2 separate regions of the Homo sapiens genome follow, and region 2 is linked to region 1. The links are chromatin contacts, found by Hi-C or POLR2A ChIA-PET in ENCODE. All regions are on one chromosome and are shown on one strand. Each heading gives the region's core, a stretch centred on a gene start or an enhancer-like site at or near the end of the contact. The rest is flanking DNA. Distances are from core to core; before and after follow the strand shown. Region 1 overlaps FAM53B (family with sequence similarity 53 member B). Region 2 holds the start of ABRAXAS2 (abraxas 2, BRISC complex subunit).

The links. A loop is a pair of places that touch in the nucleus more often than their neighbours do. ChIA-PET counts read pairs that join two places held with the same protein, here RNA polymerase II (POLR2A). Pooled maps may share reads with other maps.
Region 2: a loop to region 1 is called in a pooled map, with 5 times the contacts of the local background. The contact joins the promoter of ABRAXAS2 here to the enhancer-like site in region 1. A Hi-C loop is called at or near these places in 1 of 37 single-sample maps with no recorded cell type and 7 of 50 pooled maps. POLR2A ChIA-PET finds 5 or more read pairs at or near these places in 7 of 52 experiments (CD4-positive, alpha-beta T cell, GM10248, H1 and 4 more).

The regions. Positions count from the first base shown.
Region 1 is chr10:124,665,849-124,673,409 of GRCh38, forward strand. All of the region lies in intron 4 of FAM53B (family with sequence similarity 53 member B), which reads right to left. Among named protein-coding and RNA genes, the nearest start is that of FAM53B-AS1, 34 kb to the right of the region's middle. RefSeq lists enhancers at 4,800-5,333, 5,672-5,966. Within about 2 kb of position 6,121, at least 19 of the 41 ENCODE cell types and tissues checked have a DNase peak (open chromatin) inside an H3K27ac peak, as active enhancers do; they include CD4-positive, alpha-beta T cell, where a contact is called at or near this core.
Region 2 is chr10:124,797,493-124,804,738 of GRCh38, forward strand. ABRAXAS2 (abraxas 2, BRISC complex subunit) reads left to right here and starts at 4,327. Exons shown (of 9, transcript NM_032182.4): 1 at 4,327-4,409. The coding sequence starts at 4,338. RefSeq lists enhancers at 3,926-4,480, 4,153-4,422, 4,481-5,034 and a silencer at 4,523-4,602.

The DNA.
Region 1 (7,561 bases), core at 4,871-7,370:
AATCTAGAATTGAATCTCGATCCTCAGAGGACAAGACTAGCTCATCTTACTGTGACTCGGCTTATAGTCGGCTACGTAGACACAGCTGTCTCCACCCCAGCCCTGTAGCCTGCACCTACCTTGCAGGTAAGGATGGGGTCTTGTACACGCTAGTCTTCCCTGAGCCCTGGCACAGGCAGTTGTATACAGCTGGTGTTCAATCAATGCATGCTGATTTGAACCAGCTTCCCAGGTTATTGGCTGCCTAGACTCTGAGGGCCCAGAAAGTTCCCCTGGTGGGCAGGGCCACGTTCCTGAAGCTCCCAGGCTGATAAGCTAGATGCCCTGACATTCCTGTGAATCCCTCCCAGAAGGGTGGGGCAAACCAGAGCCACAAATGCAATTTTCCAGGAAAACTATGGTTAAGAGGCTGCCAAGCCCCAGAGACAGGATAGCTCTGGAACCTTCGGCTTGGTCCAAGGCCACCTCTGCCACATTCCTTCTATTCTGGGGCCTTCCCTCCACCTGCCACTGCAACCTTCCAGGCTCACACTCACTTCCAGAGTGCTGGTAGATGGGGGCTCACCCCGAAGAGCTCCCTGTGGATGGGGCTTGCAGCTGGCCAGCTGTGTAGAACCTGACGCGAGTGGCTCGAGCAGGGGACATGTGGGGACAAAGGCACAGCCCAGTCATGAAATGCAGGACCACAACCGTGGAAAAATGGCCCAGGGCCTGTCATGCTGCAAAGCTGTCTTCTCAGCACCCCCTGATGAGAAGCCCCTGTCTTCCTGTATCACCCCGTCTCCCACCACCTCCCATCTCCCCAGCCCTGCCCCGGCCACACGCCAGGAACAGCAGGCTAAGCAGGGCTGCACGGGTACAGTAGAAAAGAGGCCTCAGAGAGCAGGGCAGGATGCTCAGAGAAACAGTGAACTCCCCGGGCCTCCCGGACCAGCCCCACGAGGAGGGTGGAGCAGGTGAGCCCAGGAACCTCTAGTTCCACCATGGACAGCCTGTGGGCACCAGACGCTCTGGTCCTCAGGTCTCCTGGGGCCTGCTATACCCGAGGCAGAGGGCACAGCCCAGAGCACCTAGCACCTCAGGCAGGGGCCTCTTGCCCAGCCCCTCCTTTACCAGCTGGCATTGGGCCCTTCCAGAGGAAAAGGGTCTATGGCAGCACCAAGTGGGAACCAAGGCTGACCCCCAACCCCCCCACACTCTTATACCCGTACCCCAAAGCCCCACTCAGCAAAGCTACATGCAGTCACTGAATGATGGAGCAGTGGCCAGGCCAAACTGAGACCTGCTGTCACCTGACACACCAGTGGATCTCTGAAACCAGTAAGAAAAAAGAACATAAAATAGTGCATTCATGATTTACTTACATCGATGACATGTGGAAATGATAGTATTTTGGAAATACTGGGTTAAATATACTATTCAAAGTCATTTCACTTTCTTCTCTTAATAACTGGCTACTAGGAATTTTAAATTATATATGTGGCTTGAGTTCTGGTTTCACTGGACTGCTTCCTCTAAGACTCAGCCACCGCCTGTAAAATGGATAACGATGTGCCTTCCTCATGGGGCTATCTGGAGGAGAAAATACAACAGGTGAGTTTCTTCTGCAAATCATCCCCCACCTCACCTGCCAACAGTCAGCAGCCCACAGCTGTGGCCTGGCACTCCACCTGTGTGGTCAGAGGCTGCCCTCTGAGCCTCCACATCCACAGGGCTGAGGAGGACCGGGCAGGGCTGGGAGAGGCTCCTGTTCCTGGTGCCTGGGGTGCGAGGCACCTGACTCTCCCCATTCTCGCACTACAGCCTCCCAGCCCCGCCCGGGGTCACAGGGCAGAGGGCTGCTCTCTCCCTCACTGGACTGCCCTCAAGCTAATGAGAATAATGCCTCCAGAAATGCCTCAAATGGAAGATTTCATAAGAAGCAGAGACCCTTCTGGAAGATCACAAGCAGCAACAAAATAAGATCAAGAACACCATGCTGGTGCTGAGCCTCTCCAGGGGGTACTGCACAGCTGCCTGCTGTAGGAGCTCTCCCTCATCAGGCTGCTTCACTCCCACGACATGGGGAGGAGGACACTGAGGCCCAGGGAGGGGCAGCGACTTGCTCAGGGCTACTCGGCTGGTGAGGGGCACACCAAGCCCCACACCAGGCCCACCTATCTCTGGAGCCCAGATTCCTCCTAGCAGGGGAGCCCAGGCCAGACACTGCCTTCCATTTCCTGCTGTCCTAGGTTTGGAGCAGATGCCGGCATGCATATTTGTTCGTAGTTTTCCCTGCGTGAATCAAGCTGAAGATCTGGTGTCTCTGCTGAGTGACAATTAACCTCACACCATTTCAGATGAGATATTTTTTCTTGCCAAACAGTTAATGCTGCATAATCAGCCAACATCTGCGGAAATGCTCTCCCCAAACACACGGCCATCTCGCCCCTTGGCCTAAGCTGTTTCTGAGCAGGACCACAGCCCCCACAGCAGGGTGTTTCTAGCCACCGGCTCCCCTGCCGCAGGGTATTTATTCCCATGTTTATTTGCCATCAATTCTCAGAAAATTCTGTTGCCCAAGACTGTTCTAGATTACAGTGAGATGGAAACTCTCTAGGTGAATCAGGCTTGTTTAAAGCTGGCTACCAACTAGCAAGGGGGATACGGGCAATGCACTTTCAGTTAGAACTGCCTGGCAGACAAGAGCACAGCACTGTGCCCATGCCAGGCAGGACCTGTCCTTCCACAAGGGGACACAAGGTACAGAGCCAGAAAGGCACGACAAGACCCAGGCAACCCACAAGGGTGCTCTCCTTGTCTCATCTTCCTAGGGAGGCACAAGAGCAAAGAGGCAGCTGATAAGTGGGGCCAGGGGTCATGAGGCAAGAGGGGACCTCATGGAGGCTGAGTGGGCCCAGCAAGTGTGCACAGAACAGGCCTGGCGGAGCACGGTACGGCACAGCCACCGTTACAGTGTGCCCTCAAACCACCTTCCCCTTGTGTGCCAAGTTTCAAGTATGGGCACTGATAGGCCTTTTCCTTCTGGGACACAGAATGCCAGGTTTTCCTGCCACTCCTTCCCAAGGCCTGATGTGCCAAAGGCGCCTCTCACGGAGGGAAGTGAGTGGAGGGCATCCGGTGCTGCCTCCGGAGCAGCTGCCAAGAGGCCCGAGAGCGGAGGCCAGCCAGGCCCCTGGCCTGGGGAAAGTGCAGGGCTGGCTTGGACCTCCTCCCCGCCATTCAAGACAAGCCATTTTGGGGGGTGTAGGGGGTAGAAGGCAGTGGCCAAGGGCTCAGAGGTCTTCAGCAAAGTCACCAAAAAAATGGTTCACAAACGTTCTGCTTTGGGCAGTAAGAGGATTATTTCACATTCTGGATGTGTCCACTTGAGGGATGTAACGCGCACTGTCCACACACCTCCGCTCAGTGTGGCAGAGCACCAGATCACTGGGCCCTTCTCCCTCGTGTCCCGGACTTATACAACAGGACAGCTGAACCGCAGTGCCAGGCAGAACTAAAGCGCTCTTCCAGAGAGGCCATGGTGCTGGCCACAGAGCCTCTCTCTGAGCCCCGTGCCCGGCTTTACCAGCCTGCTCATAGCTCAAGAAATGCAGAGTCTGCTCAAGGGCTGGGAGGAGAAGTCAGGGCCACCGGGGATTCACTGATCCATCAGGTGATGGGCCCGGAGGATGTGGTAAGTAACAGCCACACATTCTGAGCACCACCTGAGCACCAGGTCCTGGGCCAAAGGCTGGGAGCAGCCCCACGTGAGGATGTCACCATCCCTACCTGACCGTCAGGGAACCCAAAGCCTAGGGCAAATCCCAGACTTCCCGGGGCCCTGTGCTTCACAAGTGGTGGGGAGCTCACCCCAGGAAGGGAGCCCTATGGAGACATGGGGGCCCACGGGCTGTCGGGGCCAAAGAGTGAGTGGATCCCACTCACCGCTCTGCCACGCAGCCAGCAAGTACATGGCCTCGGCACTCCCTTTTCTTCCCTGGAAAGTAGAACAGGAGGAGCCCCTCACAGGGTGGGTGAGGACCACAGGGTGGGTGAGGATTACAGGGTGGGTAAGGACCATAGGGTGGGTGAGGATTACAGGGTGGGTGAGGATTACAGGGTGGGTGAGGATTACAGGGTGGGTGAGGACCACACACCCGAGGGAGGACGCCCTGCAAACACCGGCCCGTGGATTAGGAGTTAGTGACCCACTTCCCAGAGCCAGGGTGAGGCTGATGTGTGTGCAGATATGGGAGGGGAGAACTCAGACACCCCTGTGAGCCTCAGGCCACTCGCTGCCACTGTCCAGCAACAGAGGGCGGGCGGTGACACTCATCACCATGAGAGGCACTTGCAGAGGTGCCTGACTAACTTCCTCTGAGCCTGTCCCCGACACTGGGGCCCTGCCTAAGCATCTCTCTGGTATGCTTTCACCCTCATGTGCCTTCTTGCCGTGACCTCCTTGAACCGGTTTCCCTGGGGCCGTCTGCGGTCGAACCCCCAAGGTGGAAGATAAGCATAGCAGTCAGGTAAGGCAGGTGACTGAGTATCCCATCAGATCCTGGCCCCAGAGCCCTGATGGCATTCCAACCCTGCGCTCCAGGCAAAAAGCCCGCTCCTCACCCCAGCCTGCAAGGCCAACCGTGATGGCCCTGCCGACATCTCAAGCATCCCTTGCACCCCCGACTCAGGAACCTGTCCCCCCAGCTTCACTGTGCCCTGCGCTCACCACGCCCACTCCGACCCCAGTCACCGCAGCCTCGCCATGCCCTGCACTCACCACACCCACTCCCACCTCTGGGGCTTGCCTTCCCTCTACTCAGGACATTCTCCCTGATTATCTTTGCAAAGCTGAACACATCTCATCATCTGTGACTTTGTGCCAATGTCACCTCCTCAACAAGGCCTCCCTGTCCCTCCAATCTAAAGCTGGCCACTTCCCATTCCACCTCCTCTCATCCTGCCTGGTGATCCAAACCACGCTGGCCTGCTGGATTCTCATTAGCACAAATATTGCCATCAGAAAGGGCCCTGCCTGCCTGTTGTAGGCCTGAATGACATCCATCCCCCTTTCTGCATTGCAGAAACATCCCCAGGGCCTAGCTGAATGCCAGGTGGCCAGCACACTCCAGGCAAGGATCTGCTGAGTGAAGAACTAGGACGGAGCTGCGATGCGCGCTAGAAGAGATCTCCCGCCCCGCTGGAGAACGTTAGACAGCGCTTAACTGAAGGATGCTGAGCAGAGCCAGGCTGGGGGACAGAGGCAGCCGTACATCTCCCCGTCTGCTTCCTGTGCTGTCACCGTCACCCAGCCATGCCGCGTGACCTGCAGGAGCAATCTGCTCCATTCACAGCAGTTGCTTCCCATTTGCTGCATTTCCAACATTCACAGAACCAATTTCATCACCTTCCCTTTCTGCGGGACCAGCTAGCCGGCGCCCCTGCCTCTCAGGTCTTGCCCCAGCCCTGTGCGGCCAATGGACTCCACGCTGCCAAGCTTTCAGAAGTGCAGTCTCTGCCCTGGGGTCCCCTAGCCCAAGGTGGGGAGCAGCTTCCTGTAGCTGCTTCTGCATGATATTAATACTTCGTTTTCTCTTCTTGGCTTTTCAGATTTTCAGAAACCTAGCTAACCATTGCTCACAGTGAATTCACCTGGATCTAACGGGCTGGTTTCTGTCCCCAACAGGCCCTGGCTGATCCAGGAGGCCTGCCTCACCCACTCCACCCACAGAGCTCCAGCAGGGAAACAGCGGGGGCCTCCATACCGCCACCACTACTCCATGAGGAGTAAATGCAGTCTGTGGCCCTTCAGGGAGAGGGTGGGGTGCCTGATGACCTCTGGTGACACATTACTGATGTGAGCTCGCGTTACTGCTCACAAACTAAGCCTCTGGTGGTTGCATTATATTTTGCAACCAACTGTTGCTTTTGTTTTCCAAGAGTTTTTTTTTTTAAGCCACTCCTCCCCCTCCCAAAAAGGAATTATCCAAGAGCTCTACTATGTCTAACTTTCAAAGGAGGCATTGTTAATCTTTTGGCCATAAATAGGCAATTAACACCCACTCTGAGTCTAGTCAAACCAAGTTCCCGCCAGCATGGGGACTGCAGCAAAGGGTTTGTTCTTCGTGTGGCATTTGCTTTCTGATTTCTTGACTGTGGCTTGAAGTTGCAAGAAAGAGTGGTAATTCCGGATGGCTGATACCACAAAAATGGTACATAAATGGGCTCCTGTCAGCAGGAGAAATTCTCTACTGATGCAGTGCCTGGGGCGACAGAGGCTCATGCTGCCAAAGGCGAAGTGGGCTAAAGTAAAGGCTTCACACTGATGGACCCACAAAGGGCAGCAGCCTGCATGGTGTCGGGAAAAGGCCCGGTCAGGCACCAGCCGTGCTGGGCTCTGGGCACAGCTCCGTCTCCATCCCACACCCATCTCCGTGATGCACCTATTTGTGCTTCCTGCTCTGGCCCTCACTGGGCTCTCAACAGCCCGCAGGCACCATGCTAACCTCGGGCTGGGAGGGGCTTCCCACGAGGCGTTCTCCTGATGTCCCGGATCAGGAAGCAGGAATAAGGCAGGGAATGCCGAAATCCTCCTGGGGTTGGCCAGGCCTCCCTTTCGCTGCATCCTCTGAGGCCCAGCTGGGGATTACTAGGCTTCATTAGGAGAATCGAGGAGGCCATCACAGGCCCCTTGTTTCCCGGAGCTGCTGTCCCAGCTGTTGTAAACTGACCAGATGTGGCACAGCTGAGACAAGATCCAGCGTGACAAGCGCTAGAAACCATGAAAGAATCCTCCTGTGGCCCTAAGCTGCCCCCAGCCCTTCTCCAGCCCAGAGTTCAGAATGCGCAGCCACTTTCAAATGGACAAGAACAGAGAAGCTTGGGCAAAGGAGTCAGAGGTTTGCAAACTGAGGGCTGACAGGAAAGGGTAAGGAATGGGGCCTCCCCAGTGGCAAGGAGCAGCTGGGCTAGCAAATCACAGATGTGCAAGGACTGGGGGGTAAGACAGTCCCATAGATACCTTCATACAGAGACAAAATAGGTCATGGTGATCCACTGGATTTCAGTTCTACTGAGAACAGATCAAGAAGAAATACAGTCAAAGTGAGGGCTGCAGGTTAAATAACAAGAGGGACTTACAATGAGCACACACTAAACAGGGTAGCTTAAAGAAAGTTGCCACCTTTGGGGATTAGGATAATTGATTCTCTGCCCAGTGAGGCCTATGACTAGGGTGAGTTGGAAGCCAGCCCTGCTGCTTTCACCTCGAGAACATTTCTTGAGCCCCTTATGCCTATCACCACTTCCACTGCCCCCACCCTTGTCTAGCCCACCTTCATGTTTGCCAATAGCCTCCTGCCTGGCCTCCCCACCTCCCCCAGAACCTACAGTCCATGCTGCTCACTGTTGTCCCAAAGGAGCTTTTTAAGGGGTGCTATTGCTCCCCTGCTTAAAACCCTCTAATGCTTCTACTCTGCACTCAGGGTTCCTGTCATTCATTCACTCTGCCGTTGCACACAAGGCAGGATATCAAACAGGGTGTGGAACTTGCCCTTAACAACCCACCCATGAGAACTTG
Region 2 (7,246 bases), core at 3,077-5,576, 130 kb after region 1:
CAGAGCAAGATTCCATCAAAAAAAAAAAAAAAAGATAGCCACATGAGGTAGATACTAGTATTAGCCTCATTTTGCAGATGAGCTAACTACGGCACATAGAAGTAAGTTCTGGAGCTGAGACTGGGACCCAAGCAATCTATCATAAAGTTTTCAAGCATAACCACTACATGAGTGTGCTCTATCACTATAGGTGTTTTGCTGAAGATTTTCTTTTGTGTGTTTGTTTGTTTGTTTGAGACAAGGTCTCACTCTATCCCCCAGGCTGGAGCGCAGTGGCATGATCTTTTTTTTTTTTTTTTTTTTAAACAGGGTCTCACTCTGTCACCCAGGCTGGAGTGCAGTGGCATGATCTCAGCTCACTGCAACCTCTGCCTCCTGGGCTCAAGCAATTCTCCCACTTCAGCCTCCTGACTAGTTGGGATTTCAGCCACATGCCACCACATCTGGCTCATTTTTTTTGTCTTTTTAGTAGAGACAGGATTTCACCATGTTGGCAGGCTCGTCTTGAACTCCTGACCTCAAATGATCTGCCCGCCTCTGCCTCCCAAAGTGCTGGGATTACAGGCATGAGCCACTGCACCCAGCCCAGTGGCATGATCACTTAACTCACTGCAGCCTCGACTTCCTGGGCTCAAGCGATCCTCCTAACTCAGCCTCCCAAGTAGCTGGAGTTACAGGTGCCCAACACCATGTCCAGCTAATTTTTTAATTTTTTCTGTAGAGATGGGGGTCTCACTATGTTGCCCAGGCTGGTCTTGAACTCCTGGGCTCAAGCGATCCACCTGCCTTGACCTCTCAAATTGCTGGGATTACAGGTGTTAGCCACCGAGCCGGGTCAGAGCCTAAAAATTCTTTATTCTCATCTCTCTGTCCCCAAAGTCCAGAATCTCACTGTAGCCACTCATCTCCTCTTCTCATCCTCTTTCTCCTTCACCCCCTAAATTTTCCCAGTTCATCTGCCTCTTTCCTCTCTCATCTCCTACATCCCAAATGGTTTCTTCAGTGAGCAAACCTAGGCACCTCCTTATTAGCAAGCCTACGCTTTTTATCAGCTGCTTCTGTTTCCATCCCCCTCCAGCACCCTGCTGATCAAACACAGCTATCTTCCCTAAAACCCTCCCACTTTTTCATGCAGTGTTCATTCAACAGTCTTGTATCTGGCAACATTTACATGCCAGCCATTATTCCAGATGATGGAGATGCAACAGTAAATAAGCAGGAATCCCTGTCTTTGCTAGGTGTGGAGTCTCTTGTTTGTAATCCCAACTACTCAGGAGGCTGAGGCAGGACAATCACTGGAGTCTAGGAGTTTGACGTGCAGTGAGCTATTGGGTGACAGAGCAAGACCCTATATCTAAAAACAAAAATTAAAAAAAAGAAGAATCCCTGTCTTCGTGAAGTTCAGAACATGCTCGAAGAGGGGGAAAGACAATGGACAGGAAAGATGAATAACACAGCGTTGCTGCTAGATGATAAGTGGTAAAGGGAAAAGTAAACAGGGAAGTACTATTGAGAACATGGGGTGAAGGTTGCAATCCTTGATAGGGTACCAGGGAAGGACTCTCTGAGGGGGTGGCAGCACTGAGTGAAAACCTAAAAGAGGTTGTCATAGGTTTGGTTCCCAGGGAGCAAAGTGTGACACTGAGATGAACAGGGAGGAAGTTGATTAGGGAGTACTCTGAGAATCATCATCTGTTGGAGAAGAAAAAGAAGCAGGATTGGCTGAATGAAGTAGTTGGACTGAGGTACCACTACAACAGAATTTCAGCAAATCCCTCCTGGCCCTCCCTTTTTTCATCTACCCCGACCAGGCATTGAATGCTGGATGCCCACAAAGGGAGGACTGGCCTTAGGCAATGAAGCTCTCTTCAACTAGGTATACTTATAGGAGAGAGCTGACCTGCAGCAATCAATCAATCCTGCAAGGCAGACAGGAGGTCTCGGTGGCACATCAAATCATCTAGGGCAGAAACAGTAAACCATGCAGCTGCCTGGGAGAAGAGCATCCCAAGCAAAGAAAACAGCAAGCACAAAGGCCCTAAAGTGGAATGAGCTAGGGACGTCCAGGAAGCAGAAAGAAGACTAATGTAGCTGAAGCTCGGTAAATAAAGGGGGCAGTAGCAGGTAATAAAGTCAGACAAGTAATAGGGGCCAGGTCTTGGCAAGATTTGGTGTTTGGCCAAGAAGCAACATGGTTTAGTTCTTACATTTAAATGTTGACCATCTTGCTATGTTGAGCATAGATTTGGCAAGGAGGGGATTAAAAGCTGAAGCAGGAACACTGGGTTTCTCAGCCTTGTCACCACTGATGATAATTCTTCATTGTGGGCCTGTTGTTGTGCACTGTAAGACGTTTAGCCACTTCTCTGGCCTCTACCCACCCACCAGATGCCAGTGGCACCTGACACCGAATTATGATATCTGATAATGTTTCCAAACATTGCCACATGCCATTTTGGGAGGCAAAACTGCCACCAGTTCGGACTCCCTGAGTAAGAGGATACAAAATTCTGAGAGAGAGAGATGATGGTGACTTGAACCACCGTTTCACTTCCCTCCCACCCCAAGACGCTACAGTCTCAACTCTGCAGCCAAAGTGATTGTGTTATCTGTTATCAAATTATGTCACTACTATACCAAACTGTTTATTTGCCTGAATTTCCTCCATCCTTTCATCCTTGAGCTTGTAAATGTTGCCTTTTTTCTTTTCCTTTTTTTTTTCTTTGAGACAGAGCCAGAGCGCAGTGGCACAATCTCGGCTCACTGCAATCTCTGTCTCCCGGGTTCAAGCGATTCTCATGCCTCAGCCTCCTGAGTAGCTGAGATTACAGGCATGCACCAGAATGCCCGGCTAGTTTTTGTATTTTCAATAGAGATGGGCAGAGGGGAGTGGGCAGGGTCTCACCATGTTGGCCAGGCTGGTCTTGAACTCCTTGTCAGGCCTCTGAGCCCAAGCTAAGCCATCATATCCCCTGTGGCCTGCACGTATACATCCAGATGGCCTGAAGTAACTGAAGAATCACAAAAGAAGTGAAAATGACCGGTTCCTGCCTTAACTGATGACATTACCTTGTGAAATTCCTTCTCCTGGCTTAGAAGCTCCCCGACTGAGCACCTTGTAACCCCCGCCCCTTCCCACCAGAGAACAACCCCCTTTGACTGTAATTTTCCACTACCTACCCAAATCCTATAAATCGGCCCCACCCCTATCTCCCTTGCTGACTCTCTTTTCGGACTCAGCCCGCCTGCACCCAGTTGAAATAAACAGCCTTGTTGCTCACACAAAGCCTGTTTGGTGGTCTCTTCACACAAACGCGCATAACACTCCTGACCTCAGGTTAACACTCCCCACACACGCCCCCCCCTCCCAAAGTGCTGGGATTACAGGCATGAGCCACCGCGCCCGGCCTCAAATGTTGGCTTTTTGTTTTGTTTTGTTTTTGAGACGGAGTCTTGGTCTGTCACCCAGGCTGGAGTGCAGTGGCGCGATCTCGGCTCACTGCAAGCTCCGCCTTCCAGGTTCACGCCATTCTCCTGCCTCAGCCTCCTGAGTAGCTGGGACTACAGGAGCCCGCCACCACGTCCGGCTAATTTTTTGTATTTTTAGTAGAGACGGGGTTTCACCGTGTAAGCCAGGATGGTCTCAAACTCCTGACCTCGTGATCCGCCCACCTCGGCCTCCCAAAGTGCTGGGATTACAGGCGCGAGCCACCACGCTCAGCCTAAATGTTGGCCTTTTTTTTTTTTTTTTTTTTTTTTTTTTGAGACGAAGCTTCGCTCTTGCTGCCCAGGCTGGAGTGCAATGGCACGATCTCGACTCACCGCAACCTCCGCCTCCCGGGTTCAAGCCATTCCCCTCCCTCAGCCTCCCGAGTAGCTGAGATTACAGGCATGTGCCACCACGCCCGGCTAGTTTTTGTATTTTCAATATAGACAGGGTTTCTCCATGTTGGTCAGGCTGGTCTCGAACTCCTGACCTCAGGTGATCCGCCCGCCTCGGCCTCCCAAAGTGCTGGGATTACAGGCGTGAGCCACTGCGCCCGGCTAGAATGTTGTCTTTTAATACTAAGGTTTCACTTGCAAAGGGAAAGAACTGTTTGCGGAACTATCAACCGCTGTCTGAGGCGTGTCGGGAGCGACACCCCTGCGGAGGATACGGTGCCGGGGTCCTTCCGATCGCAAAAACCGGCGTTCCTCAGCCTTCAAGACTGTGAGCGCTCAGGGCCCTCGGCCGCTGCCCGCCGCAGACTCCACTTCCCATGATGCCAAGGGGTCGGGCCGTCCGGAAGGCCGTGTGCCCTCCGCGGGGCATGATGGGGTAGCTGGAGATTTCCATCATGGCGGCGTCCATTTCGGGCTACACCTTCAGTGCTGTGTGTTTCCACAGCGCCAACAGCAACGCGGACCACGTAGGTGCCGGGCCCCCTGCCGCGCCCGCTGGGGGCTTTCAGCCTCTGTCTCAGGCCGGCGCTCGCGGCCAAGCCGGGACCTCATGCGGCTCGCCCCCTGGGCACCAGGGCCGGCCGGAGGAGCTGGTGACCCGGGCGGCTCCCGCCCCCGGTGAGCTCTTGCCTCTGGGGGCTCCTTCGCCCCTGGGACAGGCCCCCTGGCTTCGCGCTCTCAGCCGCTCGGCCGTCCCGGCACAGCCGTCTCCCGTGCAGCAAAACTGTCCCACCTGGCCTCCTGCAGTGTCAGGAGTCGCTCGGTGGAAACCGAGCGCCTGCCCCTCCCTGAAAGTCAGGCTTCTAGACTTAAGAGGGGCGCACGGGGTCGGGAAGGAATCTAAAGGCCGGGCGTTTAGTCCAGTAGGCGAGGTACTCAGCCCCGCCCGCCGGTCTCGCAGGTTGTCGTGGGGGTGCTGCGAGTGAAACCGTGGCTGTCACTACTGATACTTGTTAGACACGGTTGTGTGTTTTCTTCGCCCTGATGCAAAATGGAGAATGTATACAGGAGCGTTCGGTGCAGGGTCTATTTTGTATTTCCTTGAAGTTGCGTGTTTAGTTCTTTGTGACTAGTTCTTTCACTAGTCACAGTGAAATAGGGAAGTGACAGGCCCACTACTGAGTGATGGGAAATGCATAGGCTGTGAGCCCACAGGAGGAGCAGATCCTGTCTGTTTCAGTGTCTTTATTTTACAAATTGTCTTTTAACGTCATTGGCCTCTGATTGGAAATGCTTTGTGAAACTAGATCACTTCTCTCTTAAAGGAGGTATATAATTTGGCCACCAAATTGGGGGATTATTTTAAGTGATGTTAATAGTGAATGATTCAAACTCATTAAACCTATGTGTGGGGTTTTTGGTTGTCATTACAAAGCAAAATGGTACACTGCAGAAGGAGGAACTGCATTTGGTTTGATGTCAGCAATCTTAGCTTCCATTAATAAAAACTGATTTCACAGGGAGGTGATTCCATTAGTAAATTGAATGCAATTAAATTATTGTACCTTTCATCTCTTCAGTGTTGATGGTAGAACTTAATGATAGGAATAGGAATATATACATCATGGGTTTTTCCAGAAGCAGCTTTGAAGACTATGGCCTAGGGTACTACAACCAGCTATTTAATAATGTAATATAGTTCCATATGTAAGGGTTTGTGATACCCCTAGTGTCCATGGACTATTAAAAATGGGTCCTTTATTTCTTGAATGCCTACTAATATCACAGTTTATGTATATGGCAAGATTACTGTAAGAACAAGCAGCTACCTGTTGAAAAAAATTAATTCAAGAGATATCCCTTAATATCTACTCTGCAAGGCGTGGTGCTTGACTTCATAGAAATTTTCACCAATGCCAATAGTTTGCAACTGTGTTTTATATGACCATGCCTGTTTATATTAACTTTGCCACAATTATAGATGTGGAATCCTTGAAAATAATTTCAATTTTAAGGTTGAAGAACCAACAATTTACTTTTGTAGTACATACTTATTTTGTCCAGTCAAGAAATTAATTTAAAACCACTCATTTGTAGACCTGGGGCTACCATACTTTTCTGTACAGGGCCAGATAGTAAACTTTGTAGGCTTTGTAAGCCATATGGTCTCTATAGCAACTATTCAACTCTGCTATTATTGGGAGAAAGCATCTATAGACAATAAAAGATTCAAGTGACTCTTATTAGCTGGACACGGTAGCTCATGCCTGTAATCCCAGCACTTTGGGAGGCTGAGGCGGGCAGATCACCTGAGGTCAGGAGTTCAAGACCAGCCTGACCAACAAGGAGAAACCCCGTCTCTACTGAAAATATAAAATTAGCCAGGCGTGGTGGCACATGCCTGTAATCCCAGCTACTAGGGAGGCTGAGGCAGGAAAATCGCTTGAACCCGGGAGGCAAAGGTTGTGGTGAGTCGAGATCGCGCCATTGCACTCCAGCCTGGGCTACAAAAATAATAATAATAAAATAACATAGAAACCATTTTTAGCTTACAGGCCGTACATTAATAAGCATTAGGCTGGAATTAGTCCCCATGCCATAGTTTGCCAACTCCTACTATAAAGGAACATTGGCTCAGATAATCCAGACCAGTAGATGTATAAACATTCCACTTGTACTTGGCTTTAGAATGTCCTTTTAAAAAAAAAATTACAGACAAGGTCTTGCTATGTGGCCCAGGCTGATCTCAAACTCCTGGCCTTAAGCGATCTTCCGTTTTTGGCCTCTTAAAGTGTTGAGATTACAGGCGTGACCCACCGCATCTGACCTAGAATTTCTTGATGTCACTGTTGAGTTATATCATTATTCCACAAATGGAAGACTGTTGTAGGGTTACCAGATGAAATACAGCACACTCAGTTAATTTGAATTTTAGATAAATAGCAATTTATTTATAGTATAAGTATATCCCAAAACTTACAAAATAATTATTTGTTATCTGAAATTAAAATTTTATTGTGTGTCTTGTATCTTTTGCTAAATCCAGCAACCCAGTGCTGTAGAATACTAGGAATCTAGCTATGTTCTTAAGTCTAAAGTTCTGTGTGAATATGAAATTATTTTTTCACTTTGATTTTTTGAAAGTGGGTATTTGTTTTGTTTGTCTTTTGCTTGTGACAAGACAAAACTGCTTTTATGGTGAGAATTCATAACTGAAAGATTTTCTTAGGGTAAAACAAGCTGATTTAGGCAGTGTTTCTCAAATTAGTAGTCATGGACACTCCTTTGGATCTCAGAGAGTTTTTTTTTTTTAAGGGAATATATATATTTCTTTTTTTCTTTCTTTTTTTTTTTTTTGAGACAG